Linked DNA regions of Homo sapiens: regions 2 and 3 are each linked to region 1. The links are chromatin loops, found by intact Hi-C in ENCODE. Cell type or tissue: OCI-LY7. All regions are shown on one strand.

The links. A loop is a pair of places that touch in the nucleus more often than their neighbours do. Peaks named below come from ENCODE experiments on the same cell type or tissue, not always from the same donor. Only the 100,000 strongest peaks of a DNase experiment are listed, where the experiment ranks them.
Region 2: it touches region 1 in a loop (20-fold over the local background); 15 of 110 quality-filtered maps call a loop at or near these places.
Region 3: a loop joins it to region 1, with 22 times the contacts of the local background. A loop is called at or near these places in 11 of 110 quality-filtered maps.

What each region holds. Positions count from the first base shown.
Region 1 is chr11:71,082,602-71,090,601 of GRCh38, forward strand. The region is part of intron 8 of SHANK2 (SH3 and multiple ankyrin repeat domains 2); the gene reads right to left. Among named protein-coding and RNA genes, the nearest start is that of SHANK2, 170 kb to the right of the region's middle. In OCI-LY7, CTCF peaks have their summits at 4,365 (motif pointing right) and 4,395 (motif pointing right); a DNase peak (open chromatin) is centred at 4,370.
Region 2 is chr11:71,368,495-71,376,494 of GRCh38, forward strand. No RefSeq gene overlaps it. Among named protein-coding and RNA genes, the nearest start is that of DHCR7, 76 kb to the right of the region's middle. RefSeq lists a silencer at 5,399-5,448. In OCI-LY7, CTCF peaks have their summits at 3,024 (motif pointing right), 3,225, 4,468 (motif pointing left) and 4,669; DNase peaks (open chromatin) are centred at 3,017, 4,747, 5,427 and 5,787; H3K4me3 peaks cover 2,852 bases; H3K27ac peaks cover 3,751 bases.
Region 3 is chr11:71,417,552-71,425,551 of GRCh38, forward strand. It overlaps the pseudogene ACTE1P. Among named protein-coding and RNA genes, the nearest start is that of DHCR7, 27 kb to the right of the region's middle. RefSeq lists a silencer at 5,951-6,000. In OCI-LY7, CTCF peaks have their summits at 3,086 (motif pointing left), 3,286 and 6,009; DNase peaks (open chromatin) are centred at 1,390, 3,030, 5,860, 6,140 and 1 weaker place; H3K4me3 peaks cover 1,112 bases; H3K27ac peaks cover 3,466 bases.

The DNA of each region.
Region 1 (8,000 bases):
CATAACGTGGGGCTCCAGCAAAGAACCTCCCACAGGCCTGGGAGGATCAGGGGCCTGTCCCCTCGCCGTGGGGCCCAGAGAGGCTCAAGAGCTGAGGGCATCCGGCCAGGGATGGGCAGGGGGCAGCCTGGAGCAGGAGGAGAGGAGAAGTCACTGTGGCCCGAAACTATTTCTTTAAGGCGGACACTCTTCATTTAAATGCGATAAATAACAAATAGCAGCCAGTAACAACATTCAGACTGATGTCACACCCATTGCACAATGGGAGCAAAATCAAACGAGGGGCTGGGAGCAGGTGTGGTAGGCACTCTCTGAATACAACGGATTGTTTCTTAACGCCCGCCCCCCCCCCAACCCTTCTGAAACAGGTTCTCACTCTGGTTGCCCAGGCTGGAGTACAGTGGCATAATCTTGGCTCACTGCAGCCTCCACCTCCAGGCTCAGGGGGTCCTCCCACCTCAGCCTCCAAAGTAGCTGGGATTACAGGAATGTGCCACCATGCCCTAATTTTTGTATTTTTGGTAGAGACAAGTTTTGCCATGTTGGCTGGGCTGGTTTTGAACTTCTAGGCTCAAGTGATCTGCCTGCCTCAGCCTCCCAAACTGCTGGGACTATAGTGTGAGCCCCTGTGCCCAGCCTAATGTATTATTTACTTCTAATGATGACGTCAGACGTGGCCACATGATGATGACAATGATGACAATGAGGATGATGATGGGGGGACAGATGATGACAATAATGATAGGGACATTTATTAAGCACCTGGTCTATGCCGGGCACTGCAGAAAATGCCTCACGTAAATTCTGTCATAGCTGTCTCCAGAGCTCTACAAACTGTTACTCAGCCAACCTGAGAGATTAGCACACAAGCTCAGAGAGGGTGGGGCACTTGCTCAGGTGAGCCAGCGAGCGATGAGGTGGGTTTGCAACCCCAGGCTGCATAACACCCAGGCCAGAATATGGCCAACAGACAGCATGAGGAGAGTCCCTCATCCCGAAGATACTGAGTCAAACTCAGAGAGGGAGGGAGAGAGCCAGGCTTTGCCCCAAGGAAGGTACCGGGGTTCAGCACATGGAAACGCAGGGTCTGGATCCCTCACCAAGCGGCATCCTCTCCAGGACCACACCCCCTGTGGCCAGGGCCAGCGTGCTGTGAAGTTGCACGGTGGATGTAAAAGTCTTTAGCAATTAAAAATACAGAATGAATACCCCCAAATCTGACCCCTGATGTCCTTGGGTTGTGGGAATGCATTGGGGTGTTTCTTAACTTGCTTCTTTATACTTCTTTGTATTTTCCAAGATTTCCATGATGCATGGGTAATTTTTTGGTAATCAAAAACAAAACAAAACAGGGTAATTTGAATAACAACTTTTTTTTGGGGGGGGGAGACAGAGTCTTGCTCTGTCTCCCAGGCTGGAGTGCAGTGGCGCAGTCTCAGCTCGCTGCAAGCTCTGCCTCCTGGGTTCATGCCATTCTCCTGCCTCAGCCTCCCGAGTAGCTGGGTCTACAGGCACCAGCCATCACTTGCTGCTAATTTTTTTTGTATTTTTAGTAGAGATGGGGTTTCACCGTGTTAGCCAGGATGGTCTCGATCTCCTGACCTCGTGATCTGCCCGCCTTGGTCTCCCAAAGTGCTGCGATTACAGGCATAAGCCACCGCACCCGGCCCGAATAACAACTTTTAAGATAATTTGCAGACAGCCTGAGCTCAAATGGGGCTCTTCTAACATCAGCCTGTGGGGATGGGGCATATCCCCACTGTGTGAAGTGGAGGGTGGATCTGAAATGTGTCCTTAGGCCATGTGCACCTGGCCTGAGACAATGATGGGAAAGCAGCGGCCTGGGGAACCCTGGAGTACACCTGCAGCATCTGTGAGCAGGCCTGGCTGTGGCCGCGCAGGCTCTCCCACACGATGAACGCCCAGAACCCTGGGACAGGGCTGTCCATTCTCCAGGTGCTAGAACAGAGACACAGACTTTAAATGCAAAGCCCATCAGCCTGAGAGCTCGGAGGTGCTTCTCCCGAGAGGGCAGAGCCAGGCACAGCCCAGTGAGGTCCAGGAAAACCCACCTGCCCCTGTAATTTCTTCTGCCACAAATGTGCTGTGAGTGGTTTGGATGTGAGAACCCTACAGGCAGCATAGAGAACCAGGCTTCTGGTAAGAGACAGGCCAGGAGTGAATCCAGCTCAGCCAACTGCTTGCTCCGTGGCCTTGGGCAAGTTACCTGCCCTCTCTGGGCCTGTGAACTCATATGGGAAACAGCAATGAGAAGTAACCAGCTCTGAGGATATAGAATCATAGTGCAATTAAAGCAGCTCAGGACAATGAATGCCCCCAAATTGCTACGGGTCCTATACACATTTGACCATTTTTACAAAGACAAGCCTCTGTCATGTGCCTGGGTTTGCTACGGGTCCTATACACATTTGACCATTTTTACAAAGACAAGCCTCTGTCATGTGCCTGGAAGGGTTTGTTCATTAAAGGAAATCTGAAATTAAATGTTCCTCTTCCAGGAGCACTCCTGTTTTAATGATATCAGTGACAGCTCTCAAAATCAGTAGACTTTAGGCTAGGCATGGTGGCTCACTCCTGTAATCCCAGCACTTTGGGAGGTTGAGGAGGGCAGATCACTTGAGGTCAGGAGTTCGAGACAAGCCTAGCCAACATGTTGAAACCCTGTCTCTACTAAAAATACAAAATTAGCTGGGCGTGGTGGCACACGCCTCTAATCCCAGGTACTTGGGAGGCTGAGGCAAGAGAATTGCTTGAACTCAGGAGGCGGAGGTTGCAATCAGCCAAGATTGCCCCACTTCACCCCAGCCTGGGCAACAGAGCAAGACTCCATCTTAAATATATATATATATATAATATATATGTTATATAATATATAATATATATGTTATATTATATATGCTATATATTATATTATATAAAATATATAACATATTATATTATATAAAATATATATTATATAATATATTATATAATATATATATTAAATATATATTATATTATATATTATAATATATATAATATATTATGTTATATATTATATTATATATGTTATATATATAATATAATATATAACATATTATATGTTATATATATTATATTATATAAAATATAATATATTATATAATATATTATGTTATATAATATATATTATATTTATATTATATAATATATGATACAACATAATATATTATGTTATATTATATAATAATATTATACAACAATAATATATATTGTTATTTTAATATATTATATATTTATATAACCTTAATATATATATTAATTATATATTAATATAACATAATAAATTGTTATATATTAATATGTTATATATATTATGTTATATATTATATATATTATGTTATATATTATATTATGTTATATATTATTATATATAACATATTATATGTTATATATATTATATAATATGTTATATAATATATTATATAATATATTATGTTATATAATATATTAAATTATATAATATATTATGTTATATAATATATTAAATTATATAATATATTATGTTATATAATATATTAAATTATATAATATATTATGTTATATAATATATTAAATTATATAATATATTATGTTATATAATATATTAAATTATATAATATATTATGTTATATATGTTATATATTATATATGTTATATTATATATGTTATATAAGATGTTATATAAGATATAGTATATGTTATATTATATATGTTATATAAGATATAGTATATGTTATATTATATATGATATACATTTATAATATATGATATATGATATATTATTTATAATATATAATACATATTATATATTTATAATTTATATATTATATTATATATAATTATGTAATATATAATTTGTTATATAATTATGTAATACATAATTTATTATATATAATATATAATATAAATATATATAAATATATTATATATAATAATATATATATCATTAGACTTGGAGTTAAGCAGATGATTCTCCATAATATTGAGTGGGCCCCATCCAATCAGTTGAAGGCCTTAAGACTGAGGTCCCCTGAGAAGGATGAGATCCTGCTAGAGATGGACTTGAGACCCGCACTGTGGCATTTACCGGGCCACTTGGCAGGGTAAATGTGAGCACTTATGAGGATGATCTGGGAGGCAGGCGGCACTGTCCGCTGCTCCTGCAGGCCCGTGCAGGGCACCCGCACCCATCCCTTATCTGCTCCGTCCCTTATCATCTGATAGGCACAAGGGCCCTGCAGATGAATGAGAGGAGGCTCGCGAAGGCAAAGTTGCTTCACATTATCACTGAGAATCTTTAGCAGGGGAGAAAATGGCTTTCCGGGCCTTTCATGAACAGGCAGCAGACCACCAGAGGGCAGTGAACGCACCTGGCTGGCTTTCCAAACCCTGCTCCACATTTTCTAAGCTGAGGTGGGAGCAGGTGCACTGCCCCAGAGCTCAAGCCTCCAAGGTACCAGTGCAGCTGCACAGGCTCAGGCCCCGGGACCAAGGTGGCCGGGTGGCTCTGGGACAGCCAGGCTCTGAATGCAAAGCGCAGGGCCTCAGGGACAGAACCTGGCCCTTTGCAGGCCAGGAGTCACAGCTGAGAGCTGCAGTGAGTGACTGATGGTCAGGGCTCCTGCCAGCCTCCACCGTTACCTCCATCCCAGGGCCAGCTGGAGAGATGGGCCCGGAGACATTTGCCTGGTTGGGAGAGAGGGCAGGAAAAAGGAAAAAGGAGGGGTGTGGGAGGGGAAAGGACGGAGCTCCAGGAATCCCCAAAGTTGAGACACAGGGGCTATTCTGGCAAAAGGGCTGGCGGCTGGATTCAGGACTCTGTGAACTACTCCACGTTTAAGGAGGTTTTAGCCTGCATCACACCTTCAGAGCTCAACAGGAAAACAGCAATGCAACCAGAGCACTGTGATGTCTAAAGGGAAGACATGTCTGGAAAACACAAATTCAAGCAGGCATTCTCACAGAGAACAAGCGAGCTTCGGGTCCCATACGCATTTAGCTGGTTTTGTTGTTGTTGTTGTTGTTGTTGTAGTTTTGCTCTTATTGTCCAGGCTGAAGTGCAGTGGCGCAATATCGGCTCACTATAACCTCTGCCTGCTGGGTTCAAGCGATTTGCACGCCTCAGCCGCTCAAGTAGCTGGAATTACAGGCGTGGTACCTCCACACTTGGCTAATTTTTGTATTTTTAGTAAGACAGGGTTTCACCATGTTGGCCAGGCTGGTCTCGAACTGCTGGCCTCAGGTGATCCACCTGCCTCAGCCTCCCAAAGTGCTGGGATTACAGGCGTGAGCCACCGCACCTGGCTGCATTTGACTATTTTTACAAAGAGACGCCTCTGTCCTGTGCCTGGAGGACTCATTCACTAAAGGAAACCTGAATTTAAACCTTCCTCTTCCTTGGGCGCTCCTGTCTTCATGAAGTCAGTGACTGCTCTCAAAACCAGTAGACTAAATTGATGATTCTCCATAATGTGGGTGGGCCCCATCCAATCAGTTGGAGGCCTCAAGAGAAAAAAGACTGAGGTCCCCTGAGGAGGAAGAGATTCTGCCAGAGACAAACAGGATCCCCGCAGCGGCATCAACTCTTCCTGGGTCTCCAGCCTGCCCTGCAGATTTTGGACTTGCAGCTCCACCACTGCATGAGCCAATTCTTCAAAATACTATTTTAAAAAATTCTGTATCTGTACACACACACACATGCATGCATGTGCACACCCTATTGGTTCTGTTTTTCTGGAGAACTCATCACACCTGAACACACAAACAACATTGAGTGGTTTCTATGGTGTCATCCAGCGACATCAAATGACAGTTCTGTTCACGTGAATCACCGACTTTGAGTTGACTGAGAACAAGACTCATTATCCATTTGGCCAGGCGGGAGGGACGTCCCCAACGTCCATGTCTCTTAGAGACTCACAACTCAGCCTTGTCCCCTGGGGGCCGGCAGCTGTTCGGTGGAGACCCTGTGAGACTCGAGAAAGATGTGGGTGTTCAGGGTTCCATGACTCCCGCCCCTCGCCCAGCCATGTTTGCTGGTAGAAATGTCTCGTGGGTGACTGCACCACCCCACCAGGGGCCTCCCCTCATCCTGAACTTGACCTTGTGGGTGACTGCACCACCCCACCAGGGGCCGCCCCTCATCCTGAACTTGACCTTGTGGGTGACTGCACCACCCCACCAGGGGCTGCCCCTCGTCCTGAACTTGACCTTGTGGGTGACTGCACCACCCCACCAGAGGCCTCCCCTCGTCCTGAACTTGACCTTGTGGGTGACTGCACCACCCCACCAGAGGCCTCCCCTCGTCCTGAACTTGACCTTGTGGGTGACTGCACCACCCCACCAGGGGCCTCCCCTCATCCTGAACTTGACCTTGTGGGTGACTGCACCACCCCACCAGGGGCCGCCCCTCGTCCTGAACTTGACCTTGACCTCAAATCAGCCTAGTGAGTTTTAAAAACCAAGCTCATTAGCGCTTTGGCAGTCCCAAGAACTGCCCTTTTCCAAGCAGGTCACCTTGGAAGCTTGGGACAGCTCCCAACACAGCTGAGATTCTCCTTCGGGAGCTGCCTCTTCCACATCCTCAACAGGAGCCGAAGCTCACGCCATGCAGACGGGCTTGGCCTCAAAAACACCAGCACAGAGCTGACAGCCAAGCGCAGCAAGGAGAGGAGACGGGCAGAGGAACGGGGCCATGTCTCAGGGCGTGAGCGTCTGCATGGCCACTGCATGAGCACCAGTGCCCAGAAATACAGAACACTGTCAGGCCTGCTCAGAAGCATGTCCACGCACATGTGGACCTGTATGTACATGCGTGCGTGCGAGTGTGTGTGTGTGTGTAATTTATGTTCGTCTTTCTATCTCATGTCTGGTTTCCCCCCACGGGAACACCAGGGGCTTGCATCAGGCATTTCTGTTCACTGCTGCAGGCTGTGTATTCAGGACACCGAGACACATGGCTGGGGCTCACACCCAGTAGACGACGTTTGTGGCTGATGAGCACCCATTAGCAGTGGGTAGGGTCTGTGGTGCACCCGGAATGGCTGGAAGTGGGTCAGGCGTGAAGAGGCGAGCGTGGTCAGGCCAGGAGACCTCTTGGGGACCCCCTGAAACAGCTCAGACACAAATGAGGAGGGGGCCAGGGAATGAGCGTGGCCAGGGCCAGATGCTGTGGAGAGGCTCAGAAGGGCCAGGCCTGACACTGACACACAGCCGAGGGATGGCAGGGCCATCTGGGGCTGGAACCGTTGGTTGACAAAGGGGGAAGAGGTCAAGGGGAGGAAGGAGGAGGGAACAAGGACAGAAACACTGGCGAGTTTCCACCAGGGACAAAGCGAGGGCAGGGCAGGAGACTGAGGAGGGGAAGCAGCTCCCCCAACCCAAAAACCTCCGAGTGCTGTGCAAGAATTCACCTGCTGCTTCCACATTCAGGATATATCAGTCAGGGTTCTACAGAGACACAGAACGTGTGTGTGTGTGTGTGTGTGTGTGTATCCTGCTGCTTCTACATTCAGGGTGTATCAGCCAGGGTTCTCCAGAGAAACACAACCTGTGTGTGTGTGTGTGTGTGTGTGTGTATGTGTCCTGCTGCTTCTACATTCAGGGTGTATCAGCCAGGGTTCTCCAGAGAAACACAACCTCTGTGTGTGTGTGTGTGTGTGTGTGTGTGTCCTGCTGCTTCTACATTCAGGGTGTATCAGCCAGGGCTCTCCAGAGAAACACAACCTCTGTGTGTGTGTGTGTGTGTGTGTGTGTGTGTGTGTCCCCTGCTGCTTCTACATTCAGGGTGTATCAGCCAGGGTTCTCCAGAGAAACACTACGTGTGTGTGTGTGTGTGTGTGTGTGTGTGTGTGTGTGTGTCCTGCTGCTTCTACATTCAGGGTGTATCAGCCAGGGCTCTCCAGAGAAACACAACCTCTGTGTGTGTGTGTGTGTGTGTGTGTGTCCTGCTGCTTCTACATTCAGGGTGTATCAGCCAG
Region 2 (8,000 bases), 290 kb after region 1:
GGTCCCCCTCCTGATCTCAATGGACATTCAGCCAGCTTGAAGATTTGCTAGGAGACCACCCCAAGCCAGGCACAGGTCTTGGGACAGGGACCACAGCAGGAGGCCACACAATGTCTGCAGGGCTGTGGACAGCATGTGAGCTGCGGGTCGGGTGGTAGTGCCGCTGGGAAGGAGGAGAGTGGTCCGAGGTGCAGCCCCAGCTGGTTCAACCTTCACAGCATCCCGAGCAGCAGGCCTCAGAGCCCTGTTTCATCGTCTGGAAGGGGGGACATGCTATACACCCACCGTTCTAGTCCCGATAGTTAAGCAGTTGGAGCTCAGAATTCAGATCTGTGGCACCAAAGCCTGTGCTCTGTAGACCTCATCTAAACACCCCCAGAGCTGGGGGCTGCAGCAAGACCACCATGGATTGCAAACTCCTGGGGCAGCACGTGGCGGCCACTCTTTGGATACTTGTGAAAGAGGAGTAGGAGGGCAGCCAAGAGCCTTGGCTGATGCGGCTTGGAGGGGGAAGCCCCGCCGGCAGGCTGCTGCTCCAGGGCTCATCCTTAAGGTTAAGCGGGGTGTCTGGCAAGCAGGTGTTTCAGCAGGAGCTGTAACGCGGCCTTTCCTGACGTCTGAGGCAGTGGGGGCTTCCCCAGCCAAGCGCCATGGCTGCACTGACCGAAAAGTGTCCCCACGGAGGCCAGGGAGCAGGGCAGGTGCCCGGGGCCCTCTGTGGTGTGAAAGAATTCACAACCACACTCCTCAGCGTCCTTGCTCGAGCAGGAGGGCCCAACTGTAAAAGTGGCCCCTGTGGGAGGCTCCTGCTGTGGGATCAGATCCCTGCAAGGGCACAGGTGCCAGAGAGCGCACCTGGGTGACGCCACAGCAGCCAGAGGTGAGGGTGGCATGCACTCTGCTCCTCCGTGGTGGAGCTACATCCACCGTGGTGTACAGGCAACAACCCACCTCACATCCGCCGCTGCATGGACCCTCATCAAAGGGACCCTCCTGCCCACTTTAAAGATAGGGAATCTGAGGCTCAGAGGACAAGCACGAGGCAGAGCCAGGAGTGGAACCCAGCCCTTCAGAGGCTGGACCAGGTGCTGGGTTGTTTGCGGTCTACACCAGAGCTGGCTCCTGAAGGGCCGCAGTGAGGCCACAGCCGGGCAGCCACCACCTGGTGCCTGTTGCAGGTACCGAGGGTGAAGACAGAGGACTCCCCCGAACTGCCCTGGTGTGGGGTACTCCCAGGAGGCTTCCTGGAGGAGGGGAGCATGAGCAGGTCTGCCATCTAGGCAGGTCCACTGCTGGAACCCACAATCCCCAAGTCTCGATTCTCAGATGCATTTCTCTGTCACGTCCAATCTGATGCCCACTGAGTGGTGATTTGAGCTCTGTCCACCGGTGCCTCTAGTCTTCAGGGCTGGGAATCCTGCTCAGGAGAGACCCTGGGCCAGAACTGGGACTAATATACATTTGTTGTCTTAAGCTGCTAAGATCTGGGGCAATTTGTTGTGTAGCAATACATCCCATAGCCAAGATGGACCGGTGTGGGATACCAACAGTCTCTCTACCATATCTGCTCTTAACCCTGCAGTCTGAAAACAAAAGACGGTGGCAGCAGCACAGCCAGAGGGGCCTGTGGAGCTGTGCCTTTGCAGGAGGCATGGCGGTGCAGAGCAGGGCAGGAGGCACAGCGGTGCAGAGCAGGGCAGGAAGCACTGACTGTCAGCCCCTCATCGCCAGCCAGCCTGGACCGGGGCATCTGCCTCAGCTGGAGCTGCAGCTTCCAGCAGGACCAGGGCTTCCCAGGCTGCTCACTGGCCTCCCTGATGATGGGCTCAGGCCCAAAAATGGCTGAGGAGACCCAGACCAAGCACTGCAAGGTGAAGCAGCAGGCCTGGCTGCATGAGGGCCTGCTGGGCAGAGCCCTGACCTCACAGGCAACCCTAAGTGCACTCCAGCACAGTGCTCCTTGGCTCACTACTCCTTAGTGCAGTACTTCTTGGCTCAGTACTCCTTGGCACAGTACTCCTTGGCTCAGTACTCCTTGGCACAGTACTCCTTGGTGCAGTACTGTTTGGCACAGTACTTTTTGGCTCAGTACTCCTTGGCTCAGTGCTTCTGGCCCAGCACCAGGTGAGGACCTGGTGCTCCCTGGAACAGTAAGTGCCTCTAGCATGGTGCTCCCTGTATTGATGGTCCTGGTCTGATGTTCCTTAGCCCAATGCTCCCTGCCTGGTGCTCTTTGCACAGTGCTTCCTGGTCTGCTGCTCCCCACAGGGGTTCCCCACCTTGCCACTGTCCTCCAGGTCCACTTATGGGTTTTGTAGGTCTCACTGCCCAGTCTCCCCATTCACTTGGCAGCCCCCAGCCCTGGCTGGAGGAGGGAGAAGTTTCCATCTCACAGAAAAATCAAGGAAAAGCGCTGAGGGGGAAAACAAGCTGGTGGTCTGCAACCAGTCCCTTGATATGATGCACCTGAACTTTGCATCAGCTTCCCTGGGAGGCCGCTTCACCCTCTTTCAGGGTCGAATCAGCCTCCTGCGAAAGGGAAAACGAAAATCTCCAGCTGGGCCTGTCAGCCAGCGGTTGGCTCGTGCTCAGCCTGGGCATGGGTGCCAGCTGGTGAGACAAAACCTGCACACGAGGCCTCTGAGTGGCCGCTTTGTCCTTCCAAGGAGAGCCACCTGCTGCATTCAGGTCAATTGCAGGCCTCCGAAAACATGACCTCGAGAACTTGTGTTTTCCTCACTTTCTCCAACCACGCAGCAGGGGCGAGCCTGCTTCCCGAGCGCAGCCACATTCTCAGACGAGATGAGAAGTGAGAAGAAACACAGCAAGCATGAAAACACACTCCCCACACTCCAGGCCGTCCATGTTTCCAATCCTCTGCCCAAACAAACAAAAATTCCTACAATTCCAGAGACGTCATGCAGTCTCTAACACCTGCACCAGCACAAAACTCTCTGCCTGACATTGGTTTTGAAAAACATACACTCAGCACAACTTAGACGCAGCCATTTGGGGGCGCTGCTTTTCTGCTGCTCTGAGATGGAAGACCTCTGATCTGGGGACACCTGGCAGGGGCCTGAACTTTCAGGACAATGGGGCACAGCTTCCCAGAGGTCAGTTTCCTTCAACTCTTCTTTTAGAGGAAGAATTGGATAATTTAATCGGTAAGTAATTTAAGACATTTAACCATAAAACCAACAGGTCTACTGTGGAGAGGAGTATCAACCTGCACACATTTTAAAGAGAGGACGAGAGATCTGAAAGACACGTCTAGGCTGTAGCAGCTGCTTTGTGCTCTCTACTCTCAGATCCCATGGAGGGGAGCAAGGCCTCCTGCTCCACCATTTGTGTCCTGACCCCATAGGGCAGCTCATGGAACAGCAGGAGCTGTGTCCCTAGTGTGAGTGTGGGTCCTAGAATGGCCCAGCACTACCAAGCTGGGTACAGAATTCAGGCCTCTTGGTTCCTGGTTCTCTGTCCTGTACCCTGCACTACCCTGCTGGCCTCATTAGGGATGGCTTTGCAGAGCTTCCCATCCCCCCTGAGTTTGCTGCTTCACCTGAGGGAGATCCAGCTTTTTCTAGTAGGCTGAGCCCCATTCTGCAACCATCAGCTTGTAAGAGAGGAAAGCTGCTTGCCCCAGAGCTCTGGCCTTCACTGGCCTCATTTGGCCAGCTCTATCCCAACCCTACCAGAGGGGCCCAGCTAGACTCGGGGGTGGGGCTGGGATGAGAGTGTGGCATTGCAAGGAGGCCCAGGGCCCCAGGCGAGCAGGACACTCTCCCCAGAAGCAGTAAAGACAGGCACAAATGAAGGAGGATGAGAGGAGTCTATGAGGAGACCCAGGGAATCAAGAGAGGAGGGAGGTTGGAGCCTGGTGGGGAGAGCCAGGCCTCGCAGGCACCAAATGATCCACTCTGACTGAACCTTCCAGTTACCAGGGCTATCTGTGGCATAGATGACCATTGGGATTACAAGGAGTCTGGGCCACTTCCCTGCCCTTTTGCAGGGCCAGCGAGAGAGCAGAGGGAGTGGGTGTGCATGTGCTGAGCCCTCCACTCATGTCTACGCATCTGCTCCTCCAACACCCTGGGAGTTGGTGTTGTCAGCCCATGTGGCTGAAGAAGAAACAGGCCCTGGAGGGTGAAGTGATTTGCATTACAGCTTGTCCATACTGAGTGAAGCTGGAATTCACACGCAGGCTACCTAACAAATAGCAAGCATCCTTTCAATCCCCAGCCTCTGGGCCACACTGGCAAGAAGGACAATGGGGATTGTTGCTACCAGCATACCTGCCTCATTGCCATAGTCTCTTACCACCATCTTCATTCCTTGACCATGATGGAAAAGTCTATTCTCAACCTCCTTTGGAGAATGGATTTTTACACCAAAAGCACTTGGAGCGTTAGCAACTACTGACCTCTTCTGGACTGAGAAGGCAGACCCAGAAGACGGATACCACGACATAGTCAGTCCCCTATGCCAAAGGCAAATTTCAGATGTGATGCCTTAGTTCCTTGAAAACAGGAAATATTTCTTCTATTTCTCCTGAAACTCTGCCTGGAGGCCTAGTAGAAATCTAGGCACAGAGTAGATGTATCAATCCCGCCACTTGGTGGCTTAAAAGAACAATTATTTATCAGGTAATGATTCTGTGGCCCAGTGACTTGGGCTGGGCCTCGCTGGTTCCTCTGCTTATTTTGGTTGGGCTTATTCATTCATCTGTGGGCAGCTGGTGGTCAGGTAGTTTCATACCTGCATTTGGCAGTTGGCTGCTGATTAGCTGAGAGTCAGATATAGTTACTGGGGGTTACTGGGCCATATGTCTTTTGTGCATCCGCCAGTTTGCATGGTGGTGGCTGCAGGATTTCCAAGAACAGCAAGAGAGGAATCCCAATGCACAGTTACTTTTTACCCCTTAGTCCATGGAACATTGCATCATGTTTGCTAATGTCCCATTGACTAAAGCTAGTCACATGACCAACCCATATTCTAGGGATGAAGAAGTAGTTTCCAGTTCCTGATGGAAGGGGAAGAATTTGTAGCCCTTTTCGCAGTCGCCACAGTTGGTGGTCACAGACGTTTCCTAGGACATTGTTGCCTCATTCTCTCTCCCCTCTTACCACCTGATACATAATTTCTGCTGTGGCCATAATAGCCTTAAAATGCAGTGGTTTTATTTCTAGGCTTTCTCCTCCTTATGCAGCAGCTAAGCTCCCCCAGGCAGGAATTACAGCAGGTATGTCTGTTTCCCCAGCTCCTAGCATAGGGTCCGGTGAATGCTTACTCAGTGAATGTTTATTAAACAAGTCATTGAATTGTTGAATTGAATATAAAGTGAAAATGGCTTCAGGTGAGCAATGTGTTAATTAGACCCAGGAACTGAAACTCCAGATGGGCAGAATGCAAATTAGAAGAACTTTTTAGAAGCACTGTATTACCACAAGTTCAGCGTGATTTGATTCCCCTCAAGTATTCTAGGACATCTGCACTAGTGCTAGCCCACCAGAACTTCCTGTGGATCACAAGTGGGTGAGGTTCTTAGCCTCTCTCGGATATTTGCCCTCTCAGGAAGCTGGTGGGAATGATGGAGTATCTCCCTGGGAAATGCATACCTGCACTATATCACTGGGGCTCAGTCTCAGAGAACAGGATGCACTGCAGCTAGTTTAGCAAGAAGGAATTAGTTTCAGGTTACGGGGGGCAAATAGAATCATTGGAGAGGCTGAAGAAATGGTTGTGGAACTGAATATTCAGGAACGACTTTGAAAACAAAACCGAGCTAGCAAAGGAGCTGCTTCCTCTTTGCCAACAGGAAGCCACCTGCTCAACTGGGAAGCTGTAGCTCCTCCTCCAGCTCCAGAATCAGGCCACCATCAGAGTCAGGAGATGGCCACTGTAGACGCCACCCAGATAGGGAAGCTGCTGGAGGAAGGGTCAACACCTCTGTGCGGGGGCTTGCCTGCAGGAATGCCAAACAGTGCTGGCAGAGCCTTTGTCCTGCAGGAGCGTTCAATTAGATACAGGTGCTTCCATTAGGAGCTTGCTGCAAGGGATTCTGGGAAATGCAGAACAGGGAGACACTGGGTAGGTTAGGATAGAGGGGAAGCCCTCTGATCTCCACCCTCGCTCACCCACAATTTCCCAATCTCAGCCCCCCACTATCCACTACAGTACATGGTAGTACCATCATGAACCCCAAGTTAACAACTTTATTTTAGTTTTAGATATGTGGCAGAAAAATAATTTTTTCAAATACTTATGTATTCCTAATGAGAACATTTAAAATCTACTCTCTTAGCAATTTTCAAGTATATAAGACATTGTTATTAACTATAGTCATCGTGTTGTACAGTAGATCTCTTGAACTCATTCCTCCTAACTGAAAGTGTCCTTTGACCAACGTCTCCTCAATCCTCCTCCCCTACCCTAGCCCCTGATAACTACCATTTTACTCTCTATTTCAATGAGTTTGACATTTTTAGATATCACATCCAGTATTTGGCTTTCTGGGCCCAGTTTATTTCACTGAATATAGTGTCATTCGAGTTCATTCATATCATTGCAAATGACAAGACTTCTTTCTTTTTTAGGGCTGAATAGTATTCTATTGTTTATATCTATACCACATTTTCTTTATCCATTCATCTGTTGATTGACACTGAGGTTGATTTCATAATTTGGCTATTGTGAACAATGAAGCAATCAGTGTGGGAGTGCAGAAGTCTCTTTGCCAAGTCGACAACTTCATTAATTCTTATGAGTTAAAAATCAATTTGGAATATTTTCTTAGAGAAAAACAGGCAGTACAGTGAGAATATGATCATTTGTTCTGAATTACAGAACTTGGTAGTGCATTAAGGAGAATGGAGTCAGGATTATGATTTTTGTTTGTTTGAGAAACAAACAAAACAAGTTCCAGTTACTTATCTTTCCATAGAGTCCCCTCTGTAGATGCCCGGGCTCCTGTTCACAGCCTTGGTGGAGGACATGGCATACGATGTGAATTATAGCAGATGCCAGCTTTTGTCCAAATTTGCCCAGAAGGAGAAAGGCAGGAGGAAGAGAGAGAATGAGAGCCCACTTTCAGACAAGTGCCAGTGATACTAATCAGGGTGCAGACACAGGGCTTTTGCAAAGAGGACTTGCCAAGGCTTGCAGTTGGCCAAGGATCACTGTGCTAGGGTTCAAACAGAGATAGGGCATGCTCCCAAGGGAGCCCCTGGTTTGGGTCAGTTCTTGGGAAAGACCAGGTTGGAGGAAGGCAGTTCTAGAACTTTCTACCCTATCTCTGAACACCTTAAAAATATTTTTACTCAACTTAGGTCCATCGGTTAAATAAATACAGTACCTGTTTCATAGCATAATCATGATTAATAAACACATTTTTTAAAAAATTCTGTAAGTGTTAACAAAGTATATCCTACTTTTGTGGTGGAGACTACCAGGAAGTATTTGCCTGTCCCAGTATAACCTAAAAAGACCACCGTAGAGATCCACAAGAAATGCTGGTCCCCTGATCAGCAGTGGCACCAACACCTGAGAGCTTGTTAGAAATGAAATTCTTGCTGATTGAGAAATGCTGGGGTGGGGCCCAGCCATCTGTTTTCAATCGACCCTCCAGGTGATTCTGATGGATGGTTTGGGAACCATTGGTTTATGCCAGCATCCCCCTCCCTGAGTTTGCTGAGAACTTTACCGCTTACAAAGTGTCTTGCATTTGCTGTTTCACACTCATTTGTATAACAGCCCTACTGGTAGAAATTGGGAAAAGGATAGAGATAGAGATAGAGCTAGAGATAAGGGTACGGATATGGATAGAGACAGAGAGGGATAGGGTTAGTGATAGGTAAAGGAATGAGATGAGGATAGAGTTAGGGATAAGACAAATAGGGATAGGGATTATCTTATTTCATTTTCTGCTGCTATAACAATACCACAGACTGGGTAATTTATTATATGAAGAACAAAGGTTCATTTGGCTCATGGTTCTGGAGGCT
Region 3 (8,000 bases), 330 kb after region 1:
TGGTGCTGGCTTCCAGGTAGGCCACAGGAAAGTTACAATCATGGTGGAAGGTGAAGGGGAGGCAGGGTCATCCTAATGGCCAGAGGAGGAGGGAGAGAGAGGAAGGAGATGCCACACACTTTTAAACAACCAGATCTCATGAGAACTCTATCAGGAATAGCACCAAAGGGGGGTATTCCACCCCCAGGATCCAATCACCTCCCAGCAGGCCCCACCTCCAGCATTGGGGATTACAATTCCACATGAGATTTGGGTGGGGACACAGATCCAAACCATATCACCCACAAAACCTAAAATATTTCTTATGTGACCCCCTTGTAGAAAAAGTCTGACAACCCCTCATCTAGACTGTATCCCTTAACACTGTGACAACAGTTCTCAAAGTGCGGACCCCAGACCATCAAAATTAGCTTCATTTGTTAGAAATGCAGTCCGCAGTCCTCATCCCAGATCCCCTGAATGAGAAACGCTGGGTGGGGGCCCAGCAATCTTAGTCTAAGAAGACCCCCAGGTAAGTCTGATGCCCTCCAGTCGAAGATAAGACAAGAAAACCACCACCTTCAGTTACAGAAATCTGTTGTGATTGTTGACTCTCCAGTCTGAAAAGCGTGTTCTCGTGTCCTCACTCTAGCCTTTCAGGGAGGAAGAATTGCTCTCAAGTCCCATTTTACTAGTTTAATCTGCCCTTAGCAAGATTGGAGGCAGCTGAGAGCCACTCAGTAAAACGCTGGCAGCCCCCAGGAGCTGGCAGTGGGAGACACGGGATGACTGTTCCTTCCAAAATAAATGGAGGGTTTACAGAAGGCATACAGGATATGTGGCGTGCTGCTGTGACACACAATCAGTCCTAGCCAAACCAAGCCCTTACATTTGAGTACCAAAGTCTGGGTGAAATAACCACCTCATCCTGGTTTGGTTTTTTCCAGTTTCAACATTGAAGAAGCCATGTCCCCAAAAACTTCTCAGTCCTGGTCAAACTGGGACAAGTCCTAGGCCTGGGATGTAAAAGGCCAGGCTTTCCTGCAAAGAGCAGGTAACATGGTGGCCGATCCCGCCCACAAGCATCCACAGATGCTTCCTACAGGTGCTGGAATGAAGAGCTGGAAGCAGCCCAGTGCTCAGGGAGTCAAGGCATGGCTGGGTAAATACAAAGGCAGCTACCACCCAGTGTGGGGCACCGCCAGTAGCATTCCCAGGAGCCCCGGGAGCTGCAGGGGTCACGGGGGCATCTGAGCCAGCAGTGCAGTGGCACATGGGCATCAGCCTGGATCCCGTACCCTGGGACAGTCCTCTGCCTTGAGTCACTGTGTTCCAGACCCGACGTCTCTCACTACAGCTGTCACTTGTCATGCCTCCCACTCTACTTTCCACACCAGCTGCAGTTCTCTGGGTGGGGCTGAGCATCTGCGGTTCATTCACCCTTACAGCTTCTAGAAAGCCACACTGCAAACCCTATCGGCCAGATGAGAGCTTCCCCAGATCTAAGCTTCTCTGTCTCCCCAGGGCTGCACCCTGAGATACACATGCAGAAAGGATTATTTCTATTTTTATTTTATACTATGTTATTATGATATAAAACAAGATATATGTAATGTATATAAATGTTAGGGATGACTTTTTTTTTTTTTTGAGACAGAGTCTGGCTGCGTTGCCCAGGCTGGAGTGCAGTGGAACCATCAAAGCTCGCCGTAGCCTTGACCTTCCAGGCTCAAGCAATCCTCCCACCTTAGTATCCTGAGTAGCTGGAACTACAAGCATGCACCACCACACCTGGCTAATATTTTGTATTTTTAGTAGAAACAGGATTTCGCCATGTTGCGCCAGCTGGTCTCAAACCTCAGCCTTAGCTTCCCACAGTGCTGGGATTACAGGCCTGAACCATCACACCTGGCCTTATTTTTTTCTAACAGACAGAGCCTTGCTATGTCACTAGGCTGGACTGGAATGCAATGGCGTGATCATAGCCCACTGCAGCTTCCACATCCTGGGGGCTCACATGATCCTCCCACCTCAGCCTCCCGAGTAGCTGAGACTACAGGTGCACAACACCATGCCTGGCTAATTTTTTTTTTTTTTTTCTGTAGAGACAGAGTCTTGCCATATTACCCAGGCTGGTCCTGAACTCCTGGCCTCAAGCTAACCTCCCACCTCAGGCTCCCAAATGCTGGGATTATAGGTGTAAGCCACCTCACCTGGCCTTGTTTCAATAAATAAGTTAATAACCTGCTACCCAGTATAAGACATCACATATTCTCCACACTTCCTGTTTAGATCTTCCTCCCAATGATATCCAGCACCCTAACATTTTGCTTAATAATTCTCTTGCTCTTTTTAGCACTTTTGCCACACCTGGATATATCCCTAGAGAAGACATTGGTTTTGCCTGATTTGGGGCTTTCTGCAAATAAAATAACCACCTCGTATGTTTTTCCTGTGGCCTGTTTATTGTATTCGTCCTCTGGTGGTGCACCCATGTTGATGTGTGTAGCTGTGGTTTGTTTTTCACTGCTGTATAGTATTCCTGGTTCCACTGGATGAAAATGTGGTCATTTGGGCCAAGGGATATGTTTGGGTAGCAACAGAAAGCTGGAAAACGGTCCTGTGTGGATGATACCATGCTTTGCCTGGAGGGCTTGATGGGGTGTGCAGGTGGACCCTGAACTGAATTTCGGGGGATCCGGGTGAAGCTGAACTCCCTCTGCTCCCCCTCATAGCACTCAGCCCCTTCCCTAAACACATATCAGTCAATTAACGTAAGTAATTTGGGCTGAAGCTTGTTCCCCTGGGTGCTATGCGTCTTGGTCTAGTCCTGACGACATCACACGTACAATACTTAAGCATATATTTGCAGAAGTAATACGCACACAAATCAAAACCACGAAACCTCTGGAAGGGTAGAGCATGAGAAAACAGCATCTTGCTCCCTCACTTGCACCCAGAATCCCAGCTCCTGTACCCCAAGTGAGCACGCAGCACATCCCATGAGTAGCCTGCACCTTTGAGCCTCTAGATTTCACCGCTGGTTTCTTGGTGCAAAGCAGGTTACTTCTGTGTGCACTGTGCTCCCCCTGGTGGCTGTTCCCTAGAGCACAATTCTCACGCCTCAGTCCCAAATCCAAGTTTCAGGAAGGAAATGGCTTCACACACTATTCCCTCTGACGCAAGGTTGGTACTTTCAGCCTTTCAACCTACCCCTCACATAATACCTAAGAATTTTGCAACATTTTTTAAAGTTCTTAAAACAGAATCGTAAAAGGGAGAGGCAGTTTTAATATGTACGTACTTAATTAAAACATCTAGTTCTGGGTCCTAAGGGGATGGGGAACGCAGTCTCTGTCCTATAGGAATGGTGAGCGTGTCTAGCGCAGGGGTTGGCAAACTGTGGCCCACACGCCAAATCTGGCCAACCGACTGCTTTAGTAAATAAAGTTGTATTGGAACATGCTGATTTAATTCTGTGTTTATTGTCTGCGGTTGTTTTCTCGCTGCAATGGCAGAGGTGAGTAATCGCAGCAGAGACCTCCTGACCTACAAAGCCCCAAATATTTACTCACTGGCCCTTTTCAGAATCAGTTTGCCCACTCCTGGTGGAGTGTTTCAATGGAGACACCTATGACAATGACGTATGATCAGTCTGGAAGGAAGCTTCCTCTTAGGATTTGATTTTCCATTCATTCATCCCGAAACTGTTGCATACCTACTATGTGCCAGACGTTATTCTGGCCAGAAAAGATTCTTGATGTTGTTTTCCAACTTGGAGAGCTGTAGTATTTTCAGTGAGAACAGTAAGTCATACCAGTTACCAAGGTTGGTCATTCAGGCACAGATGCCCCCTGTATGCTGAACTGAAACTTATCTCAGGCCCCATCACCCCCTTTGCCTGCATCCCCTGATACTGTTGGAAGCCAACTCTGTCTTCTATGGAGGATATTGACAGTGAATTCCAGCTTGGTAGGACAGGGGAGGAAGGAGCGTGTTGGTAAGGTCTGGATCTGGCTACACTCTCGCTGTTAGTCTGGGCAGAGTCTAAATTGAGCAGTGGGAGTGTAGCCAGATCAAACCAGGTCAAGTCCCTAGACCTTGACTGGAGGCCGCCTCACTTTCAGCAGTGGTAGCCGGCTTGTGTCGCTGGCGAGAAATGCAAACGTTTGTGAATTTCAAATATGTATATATATATATTTGTGCTCCAAAGGCAGCACACCCGCATATGATTCTCCAGACACCGGGAGGCACTCGTCTCCCCTCTCACCTTTGCAATCCCCAGGTGAAGAGGCAGCACCTCTTGGCGTGATTCTCAAGGGGGTTTGTGTTTATTCAGCAATTTTTGGTCTTGCTCGGGGATGTTCTCACTTCCTATTTAAAAATTTAAAAAAAAAGATTCTGAAAGACTTAAACAGTGAAAACATTTAGGCCAAACCAGAGCTACTGAAACACACACACACACACACACACACACACACACACACACACATATATATATATATATAATGTGTATATATATATATAATGTATATATATATATAAAATGTATATATATATATATATATATATATATAATGTGTATATATATATATGCAGGAACAGAAAGCCAAATACCACATGTTCTCAGTTATAAGAGACAGCTAAGCATTGAGTACACATGGACACAAAGAGGGGAACAATAAAGGGTGGGGCCCCCTTGAGGGTGGAGGACGGGAGGAGGGTGAGGATCAAAAAACTACCTATCAAGTACTATGCTTATTACCTGGATGATGAAATAATCTGTACCCCAAGCCCCTGCGACATGCAATTTACCCATGTAAATATATATATACCTATATATACATATGTGTATTTGGAAGAAAATACCAACCTGCTTTTCATTCACCAGGTGGCCGCACACAATGCATGGTTGGGCCTTCCCCTTAATAAACATACCTGGATAAAGAAAATCTGGTGCATATACACCATGGAATACTATGCAGCCATGAAAAGGAATGAGATTATGTCCTTTGCAGGGACATGGATGGAGCTGGAAGCCATTATCCTCAGCAAACTAACACAAGAACAGAAAACCAAGCACTGCATGTTCTCACTTATCAGTGAGAGCTGAACAATGAGAACACATGGACACAAGGAGGGGAGTAACACACACTGGTGCCTGTCAGGGGGTGGGGTGGGGGAACGGAGAGCATCAGGATAAATAGCTAATGCACGTGGGGCTTAATAACAAGGTGATGGGTTGATAGGTGCAACACATCACCGTGGCATACGTTTACCTATGTGACAAACCTGCACGTCCTGCACATGTACCCAGGAACTTAAAATTAAAATTTAAATTAAAAAAACACACACACACAGCCTTGGTTTAAATGTGGCCTTGCTGGTCTGTGTCAGACATGTTACAGAAACCCATCCCTCTCCTAAGAGTTCTGCCAGGACCCCTGGCTCCAGGACTTTGCAGCCTGCTTTTGAGCACATGCCCACAGAAATTACTGAATTCCAGTAACATCAAGAATCTTTTCTGGCCAGAATAAAGTCTGGCACATAGTAGGTATGCAACAGTTTTGGGATGAATGAATGGAAAATCAAATCCCTTTTAGAATGGAACAAGATCACAGAACTAATTCGGTTCCATTTTCACCTACAAGGAAAGCTTTTTTAGTAGCCGGAGGAAGAGGTAAAAAGTAGCATCAAGAGAACATGTAAAACCACTAACTTTCACTCAGGAGAAACTTAAAACTCCCAGAGCAACCCCTATATGATTCTCCAGACACAGGGAGGCACTGGCCTCCTCTCTCACCTTTGCAATCCCCAGGTGAAGAGATAGCACCTGTCGGCGTGATTCTCAAGGGGGTTTGTGTTTATTCAGCAATTGTTGGTCTTGCTCGGGGATGTTCTCACTTCCTATTTAAAAATTAAAAAAAAAAAAGATTCTGAAAGACTTAAACAGTGAAAACATCTAGGCCAAACCAGAGCTACTGAAACAAAGAACTCTTTGAAAATCACCTATAATGCAACCCACCCACAACCCTTCTGCTCTTTTCATTAGAGAATGAATCATTCCCTATAACTGAATAATCCGGTTAACAAAAACTAAGTAGAGCAGGATGTTTTTAAATGCACCAAGATCTCTAAAGGGCATTACAAAACTGCCTGCCTTCCTGAGCAGGGATGCTGGGTGTCAGGTGGCCTCTTCTGGGTAGCTCAGGCCACCATCATGCGCAATAATGGCAATGTGCTGTAACACAGCCGTGATCTTAGGGGCCCCGCCCTGTGTGGGCATCAGTCCCTGGCAGCAGCAGCCCCAGAATATTACCTTTTTGCTTTTATGCTCGTGTTTCTACTTTATCTATCACCATCCTTATGGTTGTTTTGGAGTGTGTGACCTTCCAGCGATCTGTCCTACCAAGGACAACAGCGGCCCTAAGACTTTTGCCGGGATGGCCAAGAAACTGGGAGGCTGAAGAGAGCTCGAAGTATGGAGCATCCCTGCCCTCAGCTGTGAGCAGGGGAGGCGTGGGAGGTATCCTGGGGATACTGGAGAGGTAGCCACATGTGTGGAGCAGGCAGAAGGAGGGTCCAGGTCGTCTGGCTGGGACAAGGCAAGGGCAGAGGAAGGTGCAGCTCACTTACATGGGCGGGACATTTACCTGGGCTGAAACGACAGCAATAGGCAGCTGTAGAAGGACACGGGGCAGCTCAGCGTGGAGACGCCGCACATTTCAACCTGACAGTTGAGGCTGTGCAAACAGAAGGTAGTCAGGACTGCTGAAGCCTGACTGAGAGGCATGATGGCACTGTCTCTGCCAGTCGGCAAGTGAACGCAGAGGGCCTCCGTGGAGTCGTTCACGTGAAAACAAATCTCAGATGGAATCTTGCTGTGTTGCCCAGGCCGTACACAAACTCCTGGCCTCAAGCGATTCTCCTGCCTCAGCCTCCCCAGTAGCTGGGACTATGGGTGCCCGCCACCACACCCTGCTGGAGTAGTGGACTTTAACATCCTCACTTCCATATGTCAGGGACCAGTTCCTAATGCCACCTCCGTGAACATCACGTGATGGCCAACCAGATGTTGACTGTCATCACTGGGACTCAACTGGGAAACCCTCTTTTTCCTCCAAATTTGCTGCTCTAGGTGCTAAGGGTCTGTAGGACAGAGCTTTGGGACTGTTAGAATTCTATCAGAAAAAAACGAGACAGAAGGCTATAAGCATGAGTGTGGGCAGGGTGCTGTGGTTCACTTCTGTAATCCCAGCACTTTGGGAGGCCAAGGTAGGAGAATCCCTTGAAGCCAGGAATTCAAGACCACCCTGGGCAATATAGCAAAACCATGATTCTACAAAAAATTAAAAAGTTATCTGAGTGTGGTGGCACACACCTGTAGTCCAAGCTACTCAGGAGGCTGAGGCGGGAGGATCCCTTGAGCCCAGGAGTTTGAGGCCAAGGCTACAGTGAGCCATGATCACACCACTGCACTCCAGCCTAAGCAATGGAGCAAGATCCTGCCTCGTAAAGGAAGGAAAGAGTGGCCGGGTGCCATGGCTCATGCCTATAATCCCAGCACTTTCGGAGGATGAGGCGGGCAGAGTACCTGAGGTCAGGAGTTCGAGACCAGCCTGGCCAACATGGTGAAACTCCATCTCTACTAAAAAATACAAAAAAAAAAAAAAATAGCCGGGTGTGGTGACATGCACCTGTAGTCCCAGCTACTCGGGAGGCTGAGGCAGGAGAATCATCTGAACCTGGGAGGTGGAGGTTGCAGTGAGCCAAGATCGTGCCATTGCATTCCAGCCTGGGTGACAGAGAAAGACTCCATCTCAAAAATAAAAAAAAGAAAGGAAAGAGTGTGGTGGGAGACAGAACTTAACAGCTTCGTGCTTCAGCACAAGGACTCTAGTGCTGGGCAATAAGGATGCTGGCTCTGCACTTGCTGTGAACTGGACAAAATTGAGACTTGGCACTGCTGTTCCCTCCTTGTTAAGTGGGACCAATGGCAAGCATGAGGCCTACCTATCTCA